2 separate regions of the Homo sapiens genome follow, and region 1 is linked to region 2. A link is an interaction called in ENCODE POLR2A ChIA-PET data of the cell type or tissue named here. Cell type or tissue: PC-9. All regions are shown on one strand. Region 1 overlaps PRKCE (protein kinase C epsilon). Region 2 overlaps PRKCE (protein kinase C epsilon).

Region 1 (2,500 bases), 57 kb after region 2:
ATCCACGAGGGACTTCCACTGCAATCATCAAACACCAGCTCTTGCAGACTCAGATGTGGTATTTGTTAGACTGAGGAATATAACAGTCATAAAATCACAGAATTCCAGAGTTGGCCAAGACCCCCATCTTTGGGGAGAGAGCTAGTTCCCCAGTCAAAGTGGAAAATCGACTCAATTTCCACTGACCTGTGAAAAGCAAAACCAGTTCATGTCTGTCATTGCTTATTCTGTTTGGGATCTTGAGCAAATCACTTAACCACCCTCTGCCCCAGTTGCCTTCTCACAGGAATAAGGAATGAGAAAGGACTCTGGTAACTAAAAGACACAGTTCAAATGAAAGGTATTTCTTGCTATTGATGATCAAATCTCTTACCATGAGTCACATGCAGTATTCTTAGATTCTCTTACACACAGAAGACAGGGGTTCCCATTTTCCTGCTCCTGAAATTTAATTCATTGTGGGGGGCCAAACTATCAGGCGGCCAATACAAAATCCTGCCTCAGGATAAACAGGAGAGAAGATACTGCTGGGATGTGATGCCAGAGATTGAGACATGTGCAAACCATTCATTCAAAGCAGAAACAAGAGCAAAGATCATTCTGGAACCCAATCTGACTCCTGCAAGGGTAGAGCCCAGTCTTCTCAGACACCTCTCAGTCAAGACTGGTTGACAAACACTGCTTCAAGTTCCTCCGACCTGGGAGAACCAGGAATGAAGCTTGACACAAGGGCAGGGAGGATTCAGAGAAAAGAAGGGAAAGATGAAAATGAAGGAAAAGCAGGCACTTTCAGAGCCTCATTTTCTCATTACCATCAGCATGCATTCATTTCCTCTGGTGGAAGGAGGGAAAAAAGTTTTCCATTGAGTGTCTAAGGCAATCCTGTGTAATATTTCATTTCACAGCCTCTTTCTCTTGCCAACTACAACAGCAGCTGTGAAACTATTCTCCTGGCCAGTCCTGTGGCATTCCTACCCCAGCATCAACTCAGAATTCTTTTCCCCCAGGGCTTCTACTGCTTCTCATCCTACCCTAACCTCAAGAACTCACCTGGATGTATTCTCAGGTGAAATCTCTGGCAGAAATAATTTCTAGTTCTCAAACAATAGAAAAAATTCAAGGGCCAACTGCAGGGGACCAGGTCCCTTTGTTGGCTACTATGACCTGGGGAACAGAGCCAGACACAGAGCTCCGAAGCAGATATCTAACTTAAAGCAACTGACAAAAGGCCCCACTCCACACCCAGGTTACAATCATCTTCAGAAAGACCCCAGGTCCCAACAGCCACTGCACTGGACAAACTCATTATCTTCAGCTACAAAGCCAGGCAGAAGGCTTAATCAGGTCAGCAGCATTTGATAGGAAAATAAGTACCTTCTTGACACTCTATGGATTATAGAAATTATGCCTGGTAAAGCTACCTATACCACCATCATGTCAAAGGACACTCAGGGATATTCAGCTGAGAAGAATAATTATACAGTCAAATGCCATCAAGTCCACAAAAGGAAAGCAAGCCCACCCATCACTCTAGAAGCCAAAGCGTGGAGGTTTATCTGACAGTGGAAAAAAACAGACAATCCTTAAGATTTGTCATGCCTCCCTCCTTCCAATAAGCCTGTAACCTCTACTCACGGAGGGCTGGGTTGGTCTGGTTGGAGCATGCGGTGCAGGGAATGGTACAGCTGGGTTTACACCCCGCCTCCTCTGGAGTACATATACCCCCAACTGGCAGTCACTCCTATGTTTTCTGACAAGCCATCCTTTTCAGCTAAAATTTTCCACTCCTGGATTCAGCCCAAAGGTGAGTTTATTTTGGAAAGTCTGAGCCAAATTTCTCCGCAACTAGAGTTTCAAGCAGGTGAAATAAAGCCTGCTGCTTCTCCCCACATAAAATTGTGTCCTAAGAGGGCAACAATAGTTCAGGCCCCTAGCGCTGCTCGGAACCGAGCTCCACAGAACTGGGCACATGTATGCATGAAATATGGTGGTAAAAGACATGCCCACAAAAGTGATACTGAATAAGGAATTGAAAGTGAATTATTCCATGTCCAAATGATAGTGATGATAGTAAGTCTCTGGCATTTGTAAGTTTTAAACTTCTTGAAGTACTCCACCTGCTTTATCTCATCTGTGCCCCACAGCTCCCCTGCAAGGAAGAGGGGACCATTCAGGCTCCCCTCCTGATAGATGGTAAGATGGGAGGGACAAAGGAAAGGGGCTGAGAATTACTTAAGATCACACTATACAGCAGTTGGCAAGGTCAAGACTATTCTCATGACCCCTGGTCTTCCTCAACCAAATTTGATAGCCCTTTAATAAGTACAGGGGTTAAACTTAAAATATGGCAGTGAACAGTGTTATTATCATTTCTTAGGCATAACACTTAGGTGAAAACTGCTGCCTGTCACCTTGAAATACTAGAGGGGGAAGGAAGAGATGGACATTTGCTGGGCACCTGCATGTGCCAGCAGCATACAGGCATTTCATCCTCACAATA
Region 2 (2,500 bases):
CGGCAGAGGACTGGGAAGGGAATTTAATTAGGTAAAAGGATGTCAGATCTAAGTGGAGAAACTGCAGGCATACAAGAAAGAGTCCACCAAAACAAACACCAAAGCTCCCAATCTGTTCAATTCGGCTTGGGATTCTTTTAACAAGGTGTGTGTCACTTTTCCCTCCACCGTGAGAGAGAGCCTAGAGCTGGCCTTCTCTTTCCCCCACTGATAAAATGAGTGGGTTAAACTACATGATCCCTTGGGCCCTTCCTGACTTTAGCGCTCACTGAGTCTGGGCAGAAGGGCAGCAAAAGACAGCGGAGGGAGCCTGAGACTAGCAGCAGCATGGCGGGTTATACCAAGGGAGATTGCAGAATCAAGCCCTACACTGAGTATTACTAAACTTAAATGCTGAAAACTGTCCTAGAAGAGGGAAAATCAATGAGGGCTGAGGTCCTTTGGAGACTAGGGAGGGGGTGGGACGTGAGCAAAGCCTTAACAATTCCTGTACTAGGCTGCACAACATTAGGTCTAGGTCCAGATGGTGAGGATGAAAAATGTTATGAAATCATTTCAGCCCCTGCCCTTTAGCATAAGCTTAGGCTTAATCATCCACTAGACAGGTCTCTGCTGTTTTTTACTGAAAAGTTCCTTATCTAACAAAGAAATGCCCCTTCCATTCACAGGCCCAAAGCAAAGCACACCCAAGATGTAGACTGGCCAAAGAAAGAACACCTCAAGGCCAGGAGCAGTGGCTCACGCCTGTAATCCCAGAACTTTGGGAGGCCGAGGTGGGAGGATCACGAGGTCAGGAGACCAAGACCATCCTGGCTAACATGGTGAAACCCCATCTCTAGTAAAAATACAAAAAATTAGCCGGGTGTGGTGGCAGGCGCCTGTAGTCCCAGCTACTCAGGAGGCTGATGAGGCAGGAGAATGGTGTGAACCCAGGAGGCGGAGCTTGCAGTGAGCCGAGATCGCGCCACTGCACTCCAGCCTGGGTGACAGAGCAGGACTCCGTCTCAAAAAAAAAAAAAGAAGAAAAGAAAAGAAAAGAAAAGAAAGAACACCTCAAGAGACACAGCTTTCTCCCAGCACCTACCTGTAGCTTGCTCTTTGACCACTCTGCCTGTTACAGCCTGAGGGCCCCCAACAGCACAGAAGCTTTTTATCCTAGGCTTGACACTTTCTTATCTATAAAATGGGCTATCAGGTTTCCGTTAGGTTGCTGGGTAGATTACATAAGCAAATGCATTAGCACTGGACCTAGCATAAAATAAGTACTCAATAAATAATAGGTATTATGTTGATGGAGAAATGAAGCTATCCATGCAACTCTAGATGTGCTGGTCTGGGAAGAATCACTCTCCATGTATCTTTTAGATAACATCTTCCTTGCCTTCCCAGGCAAGCTCTTCCAGATAGAGCCAGGCACAAGATGCCATTTTGATCCACTGAAAATATCCTTCAAAAGCTTCAAAGGATGAAAAAGAGCCTTGGTGTACCAAAAGGGACTTTCCTCTGAGCCTCTGAGGATGTGAGTTTGAGGCCACCCAGCTCATCCCATCCCATTCCCAAGTGACAAAGTTCAGCAGGGAGCAAAAGAGAAGACTGATCAGGGAAAAAGGCAGGAATTTTGGCATAAATTTGAGTATTACTCAGTTGGTCACCAGTTTTCCCAGCATAGTGAGACCCGCTGGGCAACATCCCCAGATACACAATCTCTTCCAATAGAAATGAATGCTTACTGATCCTGGTGGCCAAAGGCAGCAAGAGTCCTAAATCCTTCGGAAGTAAGAGAGCTTGACAAAATGCCATGCTTCTCCTTCTCTTCCATTGATGAGAGTAAAAGTCTCAATGTATTTGAAACATATTTTTGATACGATAAAATGGTGGTGGTGTATAGCAGCTACTCCCCTAGAGAGTGGCTGAATGGTGCACGCCAACCAAGGGAACCCATGTGAGAGGGTGGGATGGAAACCCAGGTTGGGAGGGACCCCTCATCAATGCCTGATCTGCAGTAACTCCCTGATGGGAAGCAGGAACTTGCTGGGTGGTCCTGAAGGGCAAGGAGGCTTTAAAAACAAGGAGACCTGGACTCTGCTTTTATGATTCTTGGAAGGGACCGATGGGATGCAGACAGCCCTGGCTCAAGCAGGAAGGGTGAGAAAGCGGGGTGGCTCAGGGATCAGAATATGGCAGCGAGGGCTCAGTAGAAAACCTTTGAAATCAGATAGGGAAGTGCTTATCTCATACAAGAGGCCAGAAACTTGCAGGAAGCCAGGGCAAGCTTAGAACAGAAGACTGTGGCCAGAGAGGAGGGTGCGAGAGGGGAGAGGGAGAGACCCAGGCCAGAGATTAGACTGGGGCCCAAGTCCAGATCCACTAGACCCAAAAGTGAGGCCAATTGGAATCTTCCTCAGGCTGGGGGCTTGAGAGAATATCAGAATCTCCACAAGCCCCGTTCTTTCTGATAAAATGGAGACAATAAAAGTGTATACTTCTGGACGTCATTGTG

Evidence for each region. ChIA-PET counts read pairs that join two places held together with the same protein. Peaks named below come from ENCODE experiments on the same cell type or tissue, not always from the same donor. Only the 100,000 strongest peaks of a DNase experiment are listed, where the experiment ranks them.
Region 1: POLR2A ChIA-PET joins it to region 2 with 6 read pairs; 3 of 35 experiments call an interaction of 5 or more read pairs at or near these places.

What each region holds. Positions count from the first base shown.
Region 1 is chr2:45,704,659-45,707,158 of GRCh38, reverse strand. The region is part of intron 1 of PRKCE (protein kinase C epsilon); the gene reads right to left. Among named protein-coding and RNA genes, the nearest start is that of PRKCE-AS1, 30 kb to the right of the region's middle. In PC-9, no CTCF peak of the experiment used is centred here; a DNase peak (open chromatin) is centred at 978; H3K27ac peaks cover 1,127 bases.
Region 2 is chr2:45,761,476-45,763,975 of GRCh38, reverse strand. All of the region lies in intron 1 of PRKCE (protein kinase C epsilon), which reads right to left. Among named protein-coding and RNA genes, the nearest start is that of PRKCE-AS1, 87 kb to the right of the region's middle. In PC-9, no CTCF peak of the experiment used is centred here; no DNase peak of the experiment used is centred here.